Linked DNA regions of Homo sapiens: region 2 is linked to region 1. Evidence: read pairs that join two places in POLR2A ChIA-PET (ENCODE). Cell type or tissue: MCF 10A. All regions are shown on one strand.

Region 1 (8,000 bases):
TTGGTGAGACACCTCCCACACGGATGAGTGGCCACGGGGCCTGTTTTGGTGTGAGAGAGACTTGGGCCTGTACCCTTGGAGTTGTGAGAGGCAGGGGGGCCTCCCAGTCCCACAGTGGGGGTCTACACTAGGCCTCCCCTCTGCAGCCTGGCCAAGGTTGGCCCCAGAAGCCTGAGGTCCCCGCCGATGCCCTGAGCAGGAAGGCCGCTGAGTCCCCGAGGCCAGGGTGCAAGGCAGGGTGGGAGGGCTGGCGGGGGCCAGGCCAGGGGCTGCTTAGCACCTAAGTGAGGCCCTGCCTCCGGTCTCTCCCCTCTTCCCACCCGGCCCACGCCGCTGCAGGGCTCTGGTTTGTTTATTTATAATTCATCCTCTGCCTGCTTCCAAGAAGGCTCCCGGCACTTACTGGAAAGCTGCTTCCTGAAGCTCCGTTGTGCTCCTGGCAGGCTCGGGCTCAAAGCCCGTCAACGCTTCCCCATCACTCGCAAAGGCAGACGACTCAGCCTGGCTTCCAGGGCCCTCCAGATCTGGCCCCCAAATGCAGTCTTTCCGCCACTTCCTGATGTATCTCCTGGCCCCAGAGGGACCCTCCCTTACAATGCAGATTGCTCGAGGGACCCCGGGACCCAGGATACTTCCTCCTACCTTGGGATCAGACCCTCCCTCATCCCATGGCGCCTTCTCTGGTCCCGACAGTGGGGGACGTTGACACCTCTCTTCTGCCCATTGGCTGTCTGCTGTCACAGTTACCTGGTACAGGCTGCTCCTTCTGGCCCCAGCCCGACCTCCCCGGCCCTTGGAGGAGCTTAACCAAGTCAAACTATTGTTAAGGTTGATGGTGACAATGCCAGGGAAGGTGGAGGCTCCCCTCTGCCTCCGGAGTGGCATTGAAGACGGAGGTGCCTGCAGTTGGTCCCCACGCTCGATAGGCAGGAAGCTTTGGTCAGGAGTGGGGCTGAGAGGAGCCACCCTGGTGGCTTAGTCTGGACGCCTGACTGGGGGTTCCATGAGTGTGTCCTCGGGGGCTGGGTGGCGAAGTGTGACTCCACGGGCTGGAAGGGCGGGGACACAGTGTGGTGAGAAACAGCATGCAGGGCTGCAGGCGGCAGCTCTGCAGTCAGGGCTCTGGGCTCAGGGAGCTGTCCCCTGAGCAGGGAAGCTCACACCAGAATTGGTCAGGCAACCCAGGGATCTGTGAGGGATAAGAGATGGTAGTTGTGTGAAGCCTCTAGGCTTTGGGGTGATTTGTTACACAGCCAAAGCTAACTGATACAGCCAGGAACTGCTGATGGCACAGCCGGAAGTCCCACCCACCCTTGAGAGATCAGCCCCTGCCTTGGGCAGGAAGCCCAGGAGGCTGTGGGAAGATCTCTGGCCTGCTGGAGGCCCCGGTTGCTGGTGCTAAGAGGAGGGGCAAGGAGGGACCAGGGAAGGGGACACCCTGACCACTGGAGTGCTGAGGAGCGAGTTGGGGGGTGGCCAGATTGGGGTTAGCAGCTCGAGGGGCACACCTGGGGGGCTGTTTCCAGGTGGATACTGGAGGCCAGCCAGCAGGCTCCCTTGAAGCAAGCCCTCATGCCACCTTCCCAGCCCATCTGGGACCTCACCACATCTTGCTTCTGGGAGGAGGGTCACCCTCGATCCTGGGCCTGCTGCCTCAGGCTGACTCTTCCCTGCTGTGGCTGAGTGAGCAAGCTCGGACCCTGGCCTGAGGGCCTGCTTAGTCCCCCTCTCAGATTTGCACCGGTCAGGGCCAAATAACTGGCTTAGCCAGGGGACCCTGGAAACCTCACTTCATTTCCTTCAAGCCCTAATTCCTCCATTGAAAAACAGGGCCCTGTGCGGAGGAGTAAACGCGAGAAAGCCCACGGGGCATCCATGCATATCCCCCTGGCTCAGGGCCTCAGCTTTCCCTTCTGTAAAATGATGCTATCTCTTCCGCTTCTCCCTCTGCCAGTCTGTACCTCCAACTTCTACAGAGCAGACCGGATGCCTCTGCCCGCCGGCAGGGCACGTCACAGGTAAGGGGTGGGGGCTGTGCCCCATCCTCCACCATCTGTGGGCTCCAGATCCCACTGGCCTGGTACCATCAGTCATGGCCAACTCCCAGCTTCTCCCTCCCTCAGCTTAAGCAGCCACTGCCTGGCAGAAGGGGAGCCCTGGCATGGCAGGACCCTTGGGGACTGCCCTCAGGAAGCCTCAGTGGCAAGGGCAGATGCCAGCTGGGCTGTGTCAGGGATCCTCTGCCACCTGGCAGACACACTACAGAGCGTGGCCTTTCCCTGCTGCCGACTCTCCTTGTCACTGAGTTCCGTGGGGCCACAGATGTCCTGGCCATGGGGGTCAATGCAGAACAGATGTCCATCCCTGGCCACAATGCTCTGTGCCAGAAGGACAGTGCCAGAATGGCCCCTTGCTGACACAGCCCCAGAACCCCTGACTTTGGAACTGGGTGGAAGGGAAGAGAGGAGCCAGGTGACTCCATCTCCTGAAGGAACTACCTTTGGGAGCCCAGGACCGGCCCAGAAGCATCTGGCTGTGGGGTGGCCTACAGCCTCCTCCCCACATGGCTGGCTGGCAGATGGCTGCCCTGGCCTGCCCAAGCCACATGCCCGGCAAAGAGTTCCTCTGCCAGTGCCGGGGCCCACGAGGAAGCCGGCTGTCCGGACATTTGCATGCAATTCCGGGCAGCCCCGGATGCTTGTCTGGCTTCCAGCCTGGGAAGTGGCATCGAGCCCTGGGAAGAGGACAGGCTTCACGGCCACAAAGAGCTCAACTGAAGATCTGAATCCTGCATTTAGTAGTGGTGTAACCGGGGTCAGGGGCTTTCTGAGCCTGTTTCCTCCTCTGTAAAGGAAGGCTAATGTGTAAATGTGAGCTTGACATCTAGAGCCACATCCAGCACAGAGGAGGCGATCAATGATGGCTGGCTCCTTCCCTTCGTCCATGGCTCACGCCTTACACCTGCTGCTCTAGGCAGAAATGCCCCCCTGAGAACCCCTGAGAGGACTTCCAGAGACCCCACCCTGGAAACTGATCCCACCCTCCTCCTTCTCTGTGACTTCCACACAGCCTCTTCCTCATCATTCCTTCCTACCAGACTAAGGGGCCTTGAGGGTGATACCAGGTGTTCTCCAGACAATTCAACACCTAGCAGAGTGCTGCGCGGGGCTGCCAGCATAAATCAATGACATCTTTCAGCCCAGAGGGTTCTGAGAGTGATTGCATTTGACAGCACTTCCTGAGGCGCCCCTGGCCTCCTGAGGAATGAGCTGTTCAGGGCATCTGGCAAGCAGACACCAGTCCATGCTGGCACCCTTCCTTCTGGAGAGTCACCCAAGGGAGCCACCGATCGCTGCTAGAACTGGAGCAGAGTCCTCAAACAACAGTCTGCACACAGACAAGACCCGGGATATTTCTTTGATCCAGCTCCTGCCTTACAGGACTTCATCTTCACCCATTCCTGAGGAAGGAGAGAGGAAAAAAAGACCTCTCATACACCCCCTCAGTCTAGTGTTTACTGAGCACACACTGTGATCTGGATAAGAGAGAAACTCTGCCGTCTTGGTGCTTTCAGACAATACACATCAAATTACATTATCAACGATGCTGGATGGCGCTAAGAGCCGGGGAGGGAAAGCAAGGGAGTACAGGCCACAGACCGTCCTGGACTTCGAGTTTGACTTACATTTTGGCTTTGCCATGGTACAAACGCCATACACATTCAGTATACTCCTCCGCTTACAGATGGGGTTACATCCGGATAAACCTACCGTAAATTGCCTTACAATGCTTTAACCTATGATGGGTTGATGGGGAATCTAACCCCATATGACAGGAGCATCTGTATAGGAAGGGGGCACGGTTTTCAACAGGTGGTCGCCTCACTAAGTGGGAGTCACAGGGTTTCAGGGGAGGAGCGTTCCAGGCCGCGGTAACAGCAGGTGCAAAGGCCCTGAGGCAGGACGGGGCAGGGAGGTCCAGAGTCCACCGCGCAGAGACCCGGGAGGCCGGCAGGCACGGTGAGGACCTTGACTTAAACCCAGGAAAGGGGAACCACACTGGGGCATGACCTCCTGTACTTTCCGAGATCGCTCTGGCTCCTGTGTTGAGGAGACTCAGGAGGGGAAGGTGGAAGCGGGGAGACCCAGCTGAGACGCTACTACAGTCATCTCGGCGGGAAAAGACGGCTCGGAGCAGGGTGGTGGCAGAGGTGGGAGAAGAGGTCAGGTCTGGGGAAATTTCGAAGGCACAGCCAACAGGATGTACTGCCGGGCTGGATGCGGGGTGTTAGGGGTCAGGGAGGCCGCCAAGGCTCTGCCTGAGAACTGGGGAGGGCCAGGGGCACCATTTACGGAGCTGGGGAACAGCAGGAGCTCGTTTTGTTAGCAGGTGCGAGGCGCCGGGCATTTAAAGGCGGCCTGACGGGACCGGCCGAGGCGGAAGAACGGACAGGGCCCTGCGGGACCGCGCTCGGATCCGCCTCCTCCCTGACCTCGGCGTCCCCGGCTACTGCCTCCAGAGCCGCTTCGGGGCCGACCCCGGGGACTCTTCCCGCCTGCGGCCTCGCGCCAGCCCGGCCGGCTCGCCTAGTGCCCGGCGCCCAGAAACGCGTGGAGCTGGGAGAGGCCACACAACCCACGCCGGAAGCCTAACCCCGTCGGCCCCCGCGGCCGGCACCGGCCGGAAGCCCGCGAAGCCTAACTCTCGCGAGACGCCTCCTGAGTCCCGCCTCTCCGCGGTTCCGCCAGTCGCCGCGCTCCTGTCTGCGTTGCTGTGGCAGCCCCGCCGTGCGTCCGCGTTCCCGGAGCCAGCGCGGCGGCGCGCCTGTGCTCGGGGCTTGGCCGTAGCTTTTCCTCAGGTCCCGCGCGGCGCGCCCCTGTGTCGCAGGCGCCCTGCCGCTGCCCGCAGCTTTTGGGGGGTTCGGGGGCGGGGGAAGCAGGGCCGCAGAAGGCCCAATCGGAGCCTTCTGACACCCGCCCCGGCCCGCCGCCCTCCCGGAGCTTCCGTCCCCGCCGCCTGGCTCCTTACTGACACGCGCGCCGCCCCCGGTCGCCCGTTTTCCCTGGGCTCCGGCCTCCTCTCGCTTCCAGCCCTGGCCTGAGGTCCTGAGGGCTCCCTGGAGGGGGCGGCTTCCCAGCACCCAGCGTTTAACAGGGCCCTTTCGGCCTCCCTGTCCCCCAAGCTCAGAGTTGGGGTCTGCAGCAGGGGAAAGAAGGAGGGAGACTGGGCAGCTCAAGTTCCCCAGACCGCACCTATCAGACGGAGGGCGGCCCGCTCCCGTCAGAGCCCGACCTCGGCGGACAGGGGAGGGGATGGGTTGAGAAGCGGGAGAAGGCCACTAGCTGGAAACTCCCTGACGACAGGGACACCGTTCTCGCCCCAGCCCCAGCGCTCGGCCTCCGCAGAGCCGGCCCAACGAAGGAAGAATGAAAATATGAACGTGACATGATGTGGGCTTGAGAGGCCGCCTTGTTCTTTGGATTCACCCAGAAACCTGACTGAAAGGAAAGTTACTGCAACTGGGGAAAAGCACAGTTGGCTGGAGAATTTGGTTTAAAAATAAATAAGTTTTAAATTACGTAACTAACACGTGCTTGGTGTAGAAAATTTGGAAAACATATGAAAGTACGGTATAAAAATCCTCGATCCCACTGCCACATAGAACCACTATTAACATGTCAGAATCGTTTCTTCGGGTGTTTTTTTTTCTTAATGCATTTATATTGCATATACATTTTTTCTCTAACAATATATTGATGTGCCCCAGTCCCCCACAGACCCTAATGTATGAATGGGAATGGAGGCGTCTGAAATGTGACTCACAAAGAGTTCTCTTTCCTCCCTAACACCCCATCCCTGCCTCACCCCTTCAGCGCATTCACAGCAGCACTGGGACTCCGGACTCAGACAAATGTGCACTGAGCTGGCTGGTGCTCTCATAGCCTCTGGCCCCAGAGCTCCACCTTCCCCTGCAGAGGGGGTCCCGGGAGTGTCCTCAAGTGCTCCATGCCCCATGTTCCTTTCCATGGCACCAAATTCTTCTGACCTCCTTCTAGGTGAGGGGTGAGGGGGTGAGGTAGGGGGTTGGGGAAGAGTGTCCCCATGAGGCCTGAGGGGCCTGCTAGTGCAGGGGAGGAAGGGAAGTTCAAGCAAGCAGGCTCAACGGAGGGCTCCACCCTCCAGGTACGGCCAGGTCCTGGGAGAAGGAGGGGAAGCAGTCTGGTCCAGGAGAGAGGCAGCAAGGGCAGATGCTAAGCCTTTGCCTCTGCACTCCCTGGGGACCTCTGGGGACCCCCCCCCCCACCCAGCACTAGTAATCAAAGGAGGACAGACACCTACACACGTGTCCCATATGTCTCACCCTAGCAGGCAGCGAGAGGATGCCCAGTGTTACTCTGGCCCCCTGGAAGGCTAGCTTGCTCTCCTGGGCACAAGTCAGAAGCAGTGTGAACTGGAGTGGGTGGTGGGGGACACCCCTCCCGGTGAGCCCCCCCTCCGACCCGGCTGTCAGTGATCCACAAGTCTGGCCCATCAGCCCTCCCTGCTGAGCACACAGTCCACTGACCCTTCTTCAGAATTGTGGGAATGACCTCACTGCCCCTCCAAGCAACGTGTTGTGCTGCCGCCCACATCAGACATCCGGGGAATGGACTGCACAGCCTCCATGTGTGCTGGCTCCTTGGCGCCTGCAGAGCCGGGTTGATTCTGTCTTTCCCTTCAACTCTTGTCTTAAAGGATATCCTGAGCGTGCCGGCTCCTCTGCTCAGAGGGTGTTAGGGTGGCGGTGGCAGTGGGCACCTCTCTGCTCCTCGGCTGGGTGCTCAGCCTCGCCAGGCTGCCTGGAGCTGGTGGAGCAACAGCCTTGTCCCCCGTCCAGCTCTCTGCAGCTGCCCTCTCCTGTCAGAAGCTCCTGGAAAGCATTTCTGGCACATAGAGGCCATCTGCATGTTCTCCTCCTGCCCGCCCCACCCCGAGTAGCCACAGAGGATCTTCCCCAGCTGCCTTCACCTCCGCCCCCAGACAGAGCCTCCTGGCTACTCCCCCAGATAGTGTCTCCAAAATCACTTCCATTTCTCCTCTGCTCGCAGCCACTCAGTGGCTTTCGTTATCATTCAGAATAAAACCAAAGCGTCCATTACCATCCAACCAAAGACCCCAGGAACGCGCTGCAGTGGAATCAAGCCACGTCTGTTGACTGGTTGCTGTGAGAGGATGTTAGGAAGGACCCGCAAGTCTCCTCGTGTTGGGAGAGCATGGTGGGAGGAGGAGTTGGGAGAGGCTCAAGGCAGCAGGGCTGACTCCACAGCTGGGTATCTTGATAACTTTTATCTAGAAGGCAGGAAGAACAAAATGCAGCTGAAGCTGAAATTGATCAAGCAGCAGCGGTCATTCAAATTAGCCAGGACGGGGTGGTTTGGTGACCCTTGAGGTCTGGCCGATGCTCATGTTCTGCCTATGCTCTGACACGATCCTGTGTATCTTGCCCCATCTCGGGCACACAGTGGTCTTGTCTGGTGTTGGTGTTCAGTGACATTGCTTAGCCATGAAATTGTCTCCAGGTTAGTGACTAGTGACGCCAGGGTGGGTGGCTCTTCTCTTTTTCAAGACCTGGGTGTCACCTGACCCCCAGCTGCCTCTGACTCACCTGCCACTGCCCTTCTTATCCACACTCTTCCTGACAAGCTGGTTTCCTGTGTGGCCGAACAGTTTCCTCCTTCGGGCCCTTCGTGGTCACCGGGCCCCTGCCTGGAGCCTCCGCCTCAGGAACCCATGTGGCTGACTCCGGCCCTGTGGCCTTGCCACTCTCTCTCCATCCCCACGCTGTCCCCTTGGTGGTTCTTACTGCCACCTTCCTTTCCACCTGCTGAAACCCTAGGGTCTTCTGGTCCCTCTGCCCATCTAAGACCGAATTCCCACAACAGGGAGAGTCTGGGTGACACGCTGGTGCGTTTATTCCTGGGGCAGTGTGGTTCCCACATGGATCCTCAGATGTTCTTTGG
Region 2 (8,000 bases), 270 kb after region 1:
AGTCATTGAGGCTCCTGGACGCGGCGGAAGTGCAAGCGGGAAAAAGGATGGCAAGTTGAGTAACCTCAGGGGTAAGCAAGGAGGTGTGAGAATCACTCACTTCCTCGGCAGGGCCTGCACGCACCTGGTGCAGGAGCAGCAGAAGCCATGCTGGCTCTTCCTGCTGCGTGTGCATCTGGCCCTGGAAAGAGGCACACCCAGCAGCGGGCTCTCCTGGCTCACCCGGGGCCGTCAGGGCGCTGCAGTTTGCAGGAGCATCCTTTGGGCTCTTACCTCAGTCGGTGGGGCTGGGCAGCTGGGTGTCTCCAGCCCATCATGCTGGAACATGCTGGAAGCTTCCTCAGGGTACTCGGGCTTATTTTGGTAGTCATACACATGAAATGCACTTTGGGGGAGAAGGATGAAATATTTTGGTTAATCCACTGAAAAAATGAATGTTGAGGAACACAGCCAGCTTTCCTGTTATTTATTAATAGGCTTAAGATAGCCAGAAGGACATTTCTGCTAGAAAGTTATTGCCAGCTGAAAAAGAACAAGTCTTCATTATTATCCAATTTGGTATATATATATATATTTCAGGTTTTTATGAAGCTAAGGGCAAAGGTCAGCTGCTTCCTATTCCTTGTGGATTGTGCTGCTGATGGGAACTTCCTTTGACTTCACAAATACAAGGGATTGGAAGTGCATTCTTTGTTATCTCATATGTAAGATGAGGCTTTTAACACGATTTTCTTTTAGTTAATTTTAAAATATTTTATTATAAAATTCATTTTTTTTCAAATGGTGCAGATAAGCATAAAATAAACAATAAAAGTTCTTCCTTTCCTTCCCTCCAAGCCTTTGTGTGGCACGTTCTTGGCATGTTGCAAAGTGCCGTCATCATCATCATCATCATTGAGTTTGGAAGAGGAAATGATAAGTTTTATTTTTCCCTTCTCAAATTTTTGAATTTGAGGTGTCACAGGCAATCAAATGAAAATAACCAACTCTCTGTAGAGGTGGTAGTTGCAGCTGAACATTTTTGGGACTTCAATGTTTAGGCAGTATTTAAAACCAGGGAGTTATATTTGATTGCCTGGGAGAAGATGTGGAATAAGAAGAATGGAATAGGCCCCTGACGATAAGTTTTTAAGGGGAGGGTGGAAGGGAGGGGTCCCAAGCTGGGAAACTTTGGAAGAATGAGCTGAGGCAGCCGGAGACCTGGGGAGAGAGTGTGTGTTTGAGGGGAGACGGCGCATAGATGTCAGGTGGGGCAGGAATGGAAGAGACCATGGGATGCAGCATGTGAAGAGGTGACTATGTGTTCAGTAATTTCTGGAGAGCAGTTAGGATCAAAACTAGGTTTGCATTTTTAAAAAACAATTTGAAATAATTTTAAATGTACACGAGAGTTGCAGAGGCAGCACAGAGAGTTCCTGTGTGTCCTTCATCCAGCTACCCAGTGTCAACCTCTTACATGACCTCAGCACAGCGATCAAATCTAGGAAACATATGTTGTTACAGCACTGCCAACCACACACAGCCTCCTTGGTGCCAGCAGCCTTGCCGCTGTAATCCTCTGTATGTCTTGTGGTCCAGCCCAGGCCCCCACCCACATTGGCTGCCTTGTCCTCTGGTCCTCCCAGCCTGGGATGGTTCCTCAGCTGTTCTTGTCTTTCATGACCATGACATTGTAAGATGCTGCTCAGGTGTTTTGGAGGATGTCCCTCACTTTGGGTTTGTCTGATGTGTTCTCATGATGAGATTGAGGATCAAAGTTTTGGGAAGAATAATGCAGATGGGTTATTCTCAGTGCATCAGGTTTGGGGGTGCGTGGTGTGTGTGATTCTTATTACTGCAGATACCAACCTTGATCACTAGGCTGAAGTGGTGCCTTGTGTGTTTCTCCAATGTGAAGTTGTTATTTTCTTTATAATTCATAAGCATTTGAAGGAGATACTTTGAGAGTATGCAGATATCCTGTTTCTCCTTAAACTGCCATGCCCTAATTCTAACATTCATGTGTAATTACTATCCTGGTGTTCTAATGGTGGTGCTGTACCTCCCTATTTCCTTCCACGTTTAGTAACTGGAATTCTTCTGTATGAAAGAATTGTTGCTTCTCTTGTTGTTTATTTACTTGGTTGTTTGTTTATATCCATATGGAGCCACTAATATTTATTTTACTTCTTGGGTTATAATCCATTATTATTATCATTATTTATTTTGTTACTGAAATTGTTTCAACTTTGACCACTGACACACCTTCTAGCATTTTCTCTACCACAGCCCTGGATCAACCATTTTTCCAAGGATCTTTGGCTTTTTTGAGAGTGGGATTTAGAAACCAAGATGTGGCCTCTTTGTGTGCTCGTTACTACTGGAGCATTAGTGTTACTAGGCCTAGGCCCTCTCCGTGGACTTAGCTAAGTGATGCATTTGTGTGTAGTAAGCTGTAAACACATGCATATTGATTTGCGTATCTATGTACAGGTGTGGAAACTAGATTTTAATGACTAAACAGGAGGTAAGGGACTAGGGACTGGAATAGACTAATCTTTCCAGAAGTTTGGTGATACTACTGAATAACACTGTTTTTTCTAGCTTTCTCTGTAATACAATTTTTGCAATAAATACATAGAGAGCATGTGATTAGAGGAGCCTGTCTGTTGGGGAGACCTCGAAGAAAGAACAAGGCTAAGCAGGGATGTTTAGTTTCTGCAAGAGGTAACTTATGTTTGTAGATAGGAGAAAGGGGGTTGCTGAAGAAAGTATAAATCAGTGGAGTAAAGGATGAGAAATGGGAAGGTATGAGAAGATTAATTCAGGACAGAGATACAGCATTTGACTTGGCAAGCCCAAGCACTCTTCTCTGAGACGTGGGAGGGAAGGAGAGGTGAATACAAATGTGGTGGAGCTTTGAAGCTGGACATGAGAGCTGGTTCCCCTTGGAGCCTGTCTCCTGTTAAGTGAGAAGCCAGGCCATGTCCTGAGAGGTGGGGGCCATGAGTGCCAGGATGGAAGGGTCAGGAGAGAGGAGACATGGCAACCCACCCCTTCCTCATGTTTACTGCCTGGCATAGTTGGCATTTTTCTTTATGTTGAGGAAAATGCTGCTATGATCTGATTAGTAGGTGCTAAATACCCCAGTTTGTATAAAGTAGGATGGTATCTTTGCAGGGCTAATGAAATGGCCAAATCAGGTTTGGGTAAGGCCACCTGGAGATCCATGTCCTTCAGCTGATGGCAGTCTTCCTGTGTATCCCAGCTATCCACAGAGATGCTTGCGAGTTCTACCATCGCAACAGCGGCGAGGCCAGGTTCTCCCATCCCAACAGTGGTGAGGCCAGAAATTTCCAGGCTCATCACATCTACCTGCTCAGCCTGTGGTGGGTTGGAGTTGGGGTTGGGACACCCCACCTGCCCTTCCAGAGGGCGACTGTCTGCACCTGCCCAGTGTGCCCCCCGTTCCCTCCTCTGCAGTGTCAGAGCTGCTGTGCCTGGATCTGAGGAGGGGCCGTGGGAGAAGAAGCCGCCCCCACGACACTTGCGCTTGCCTTTTCAGCTGGAGCACGGGGTGGCGGCACCGTGTCGTTCTGCCCACCTCACCCACTGGGATGCAAACTTGCTGAGGCCAGGGCTTCTTCCTGCCATGCCTTGCCACCACGCCCCTTGCCTCCCCTGGGACATGCCGTTCTCTTCTTTGTACTCATCTGTTTGGTATGTGAGGGGTTTTGCGTTTTGTCTTCTGCTCTGTAATTTAAAGGGATAAAACGCTCACATTTAACTTAAGCCAAAACCCAGTTTCAGTCTTTCCACCAGAAATCCCTGAGATGTAGAATTGTGGGAAGCTCCTTGGAGGCTGGCGGGCTGCTGGGCTGCCCCTCTGTGGGAAGACAGCCTGCAGGCTTCAGTGGGCTGGGCTCTCCCGGCCATGGCTGCCTTGGTGGCTAACTCAGGCTGCGGCGACAGACTGGTGAGGCAGGCGGACTCTTCCCCTGATGTTTAATATAACCTGACAGATAAAGTGGATTGTAATGAAGAAATTATCTAAAACCCATTTCTATTTCTTTGTTTGAAAAGAAAACATGGCCTTGAATATGATTCTTGGAGAAAAAGAAGAGACGCTTTGATTAGGAATTATTCTCTGTACTTTTAGTTTTGGATCAAGAAGAAATGAAAACCATTGGCCACAAGCTCTTGAGTGTTCCAAGCAGCCTTCCGTGTATACAGGGGGCTTTTCAATTCTGGGCTGGTGTGGGTTGGTGCAGTCAGGATGACAGAGGAATATTCCACAGGACAACGAGGAGTGACTCTACTGTGGGCGTTGTTTCTGCCCCTGCAGCCGGGGCTGTGAGGCTGCAGGCTGCCCTTTGCTGGTTTGCAGGGGCCATAATTCTGGCCTGGAGCTTGACAAACGACCCAGGACCTCTGAGATGGGAAATGAGGTCTGCATCCCGTGTTCTAATCAGGATTCGCTATCAAAGGTCATTTTCCACACTGTGGCTTAATAGAGTTGGTTTTATATTCCCTGAGGGATACAGACTTCCAAATTGTTGCAGTCTCACTAACTGTAATGTATACAGCTCATGTTTGAAAGGAAATCGCCTCTCCTCCAAGGCAGCGGTTCTCAACCAGGGAAACTTTTCCCCTCAGGGGACACTGGGACATTTGGCAATGTCCAGCAACCTGGAGATTGTCACATCTAGGTGTGGGGGTGGCTGGGTGGTGCTGCGGAAGATTGTGTGGTGCACAGGGCAGCCCCACAAGGAGCGGCCCGGCCCCAAATGGCCCTGGTGCTGAGAGGGACAGACGCCGCTCACAGAGAAGCGACCACAGAGGCCCACATCCAAGCAGGCTTCCCAGAGCAGGCGGGGCTGGGAAAGCTGTTCTGTGGCGCAGCATCCCAGTGGCTGTTACGGGGTGAAAGCCCCTCTTAGAATTTAAAGTCCTAGAGCAGAGACCAACTGGGGCCATCCATGGCCCTGTGCCGTGCTGCCTCCTGGACGCACGCTAGGAGGTGGAGATGGTCCAGCCCCAGCAGGACTGGGCCACGAGGACCCTGCCGGTAACCTGGTGCTCGCCGCCCACAGATCACGGGGCGTGGAGGGAGAGACTGCCAGTGCTGTCCTAGTGCAGCAGTACCTCATGGTTATGACGGATCATCTTCCTGAACTTTGCATCTCAGAATTTAAAATGGAGATTTTGATTTTGATTTTGGCAAATGTGGAAAATAGATTTCAGCTCAAAAAGCAAGACCTGAGAACATGGTGTGTTAAAATATCTTTCATTTCATGCCACTTTGCAGCCCTGGGACCCTCGGGGTTGTACCTAGAAGGTAGTAAAGATGACAGCAGCCCCCGTTTCACTGATGGTGGCGCAGAGGACGTTGTGAGGTGGCTGTAGGGTCAGGTGGCTGTAGGGTCAGGGCTGGGCAAGTTGTATTCAGATGCTGTTCGCTAAGCCCAGAACATTATAGGAGGTAAATAAATAGCACGCAGTGTTCTGGGGGTAAAAAGATACACCCATGTCCCAGGCTGCTGCCAAAATCCTTTCTCCTGTCAGCGTGGGGGGTGATCCTGCCCAATTAAAGGACGTCTTTTGGCCCTTCTTTCCCTTGGCAGCAGCATGGAAGTGGGTGGGGGAGGAGAGGAGCATGCTTCCCCCAACCCCTGGGGACCTGTGAGCGCAGCCTGCAAGCTCCGGCTCCAGGAGGAAGCGTGCTCAAGTGCACCTCTGACCACGTCACGCTGCGAGAACGTGGGCGCTACACCTCCGACCACATCGTGCTCCGAGAACGTGGACGCTGCACCTCTGACCACGTCACGCTCCGAGAACATGGACGCTGCACCTCTGACCACTTCCTGCTCCGAGAACGTGAACTCTGCACCTCTGACCACGTCACGCCCCGAGAACGTGGACACTGCACCTCTGACCACATCATGCTCCGAGAACGTGGACGCTGCACCTCTGACCACATCATGCTCCGAGAACGTGGACGCTGCACCTCTGACCGCATCATGCTCCGAGAACGTGGACGCTGCACCTCTGATCATGTCACACTCCAAGATCATGGACATTGCACTTCTGATCATGTCATGCTCTGAGAACATGGACGCTGCACCTCTGATCATGTCACGCTTCAAGAACGTGAACACTGCACCTCTGACCACGTCACGCCCCGAGAACGTGGACGCTGCACCTCTGACCACATCATGCTCTGAGAACGTGGACGCTGCACCTCTGATCATGTCACACTCCAAGATCATGGACATTGCACTTCTGATCATGTCATGCTCCAAGAACGTGGACGCTGCACCTCTGACCATGTCGCGCTGGCCAGAATTTGGCTGCAGGACAGACTTCACTGGAAAGGAAACTGGGCCATGTGCTCAGCTACAACTGCTTTAGAAGAGAGAGAAAATCAGATATTAGCCTAGCAGTCTCTACCACACTGGCATTTAGATAATTTTCAGCTTTTTTTTTTACCAGTCAAAACATCTCATGTACAAATGCAAGTATTTCTATAGGATGGATATCTAGAAGTAGTCAGAAGGAATGTGCCTTTAAAATTTTTGTTAAGTACTTCCCAATTGCCTTCCATACAAGCTTCATTAATTTACATTCCCACCATTGATGGATGAGTGCCCTGCATCCTCCCACAATGGGGCATTATTCACATTTTATCCTGCTTTCCACTTTGCTGAATAAAAACAGAATGGATGAATGAATGGATGGGCGGATGGATGGATGGATGAATGGATGGATGGATCGATAGGTAGATAGATAGATTCTCATTGTAATTTGCATTTCTAATAAAGAGCATGAAACTTAGAATCATTTTTGATTCATTTTTCTTCTGTGAATTGCCTGTTTGTATGTTTTGCCTGTTTGTTTTCGTTTTGTCCCTTGTTGATCTGCAGCAGAAGTTTATATAGACACATCTAAAAAATTCTCTGTCATGTACTGTGTACCTCCTTTCTTCTAAAATTGCTAGTCATTGATATGTCTTTATTAGAATTATAGATTTTTTTATCTTACTGTATCAGTCAGTCTCAAGACTTATTAGGTTTTGTGACTTGCTTAATTAAGGCCTTTCATATGCCAAAATAAATGAAAATTTTCCTGTGCTTTTACATTTAGGTTTTCAGTCCACTCTGGGGTGTGTGTGTGTGTGTGTGTGTGTGTAATCTCAGATAGCAAAATACCAAATGGCTGGTTAGAGTTTCCAGCATCAGTTATTGAATTGTTAATTCCTTCTTTGCAGATTTAAAATGCTGTCCTCATTAGAGTTACGTATGTGGGTCTATTTCTGGACTCTCTCTTTTCTGTTGATTTGTTTGTCTCCCTCACTAATACCATCCTGTAATTACCATAGATTTATAGTATCTTTAATATCTGGCAGTGTGAGTCCCTATTCATTATTCTTTATTAATTTTTTTTTGCTCTTGTGCTTTTTTTTTTCTCTGTACTATATAATCATCTTGTTAAATTCCGTGAATGGAAAAAACCCAGAAGGTATTTTGATTAGGCTTGGACTGACTTTCTGGATTCATTAGGCAAGAATTGACATCTCTAGATCCTTCAGTGGGTTTATTTACAGAGAGCATTTCCAGGTGTTCTATTATAGAGCAGTGATTATAAACAGTCCACCAAACGCGGACAGTTTTAACAACATGTTTGGCAGAGCACAGGTAGAATGGGGTCCTGCCCACGATGATGTACGTGTCTCCACACACCCCCCACACATCTGCGTCGTTGGTATACTGTATCATCATGTCTGAGATATAACTTACGTCTGAGATGTAGCTGATGTCTGAAATGTAACTTTTGTCTGCTTCTTTGCTGTGCACGGACAAAGCTTCTGCAGGCTTCCTGCACGCCATACTTCCCCAGGCTTTGCTGGATCTGGCCTTCTGTCCCTTTCCTCTTGAGTTATAAACAATCCTGTAGGCAGTACCAGCGGCAGGATATGTGGCTTAGCTGCTAAGAAATAAACTCACTTTTACTGTGACTTTGAT

What was found. ChIA-PET counts read pairs that join two places held together with the same protein. Peaks named below come from ENCODE experiments on the same cell type or tissue, not always from the same donor. Only the 100,000 strongest peaks of a DNase experiment are listed, where the experiment ranks them.
Region 2: POLR2A ChIA-PET joins it to region 1 with 10 read pairs; 3 of 35 experiments call an interaction of 5 or more read pairs at or near these places.

The regions. Positions count from the first base shown.
Region 1 is chr17:80,450,071-80,458,070 of GRCh38, forward strand. No RefSeq gene overlaps it. Among named protein-coding and RNA genes, the nearest start is that of NPTX1, 23 kb to the right of the region's middle. RefSeq lists enhancers at 4,347-5,176, 7,659-7,748 and silencers at 4,384-4,593, 4,854-5,113, 6,879-7,173. In MCF 10A, no CTCF peak of the experiment used is centred here; DNase peaks (open chromatin) are centred at 4,741 and 5,271.
Region 2 is chr17:80,721,306-80,729,305 of GRCh38, forward strand. The region is part of intron 4 of RPTOR (regulatory associated protein of MTOR complex 1); the gene reads left to right. Among named protein-coding and RNA genes, the nearest start is that of RPTOR, 180 kb to the left of the region's middle. RefSeq lists enhancers at 1-702, 4,467-5,427. In MCF 10A, no CTCF peak of the experiment used is centred here; DNase peaks (open chromatin) are centred at 46 and 3,676.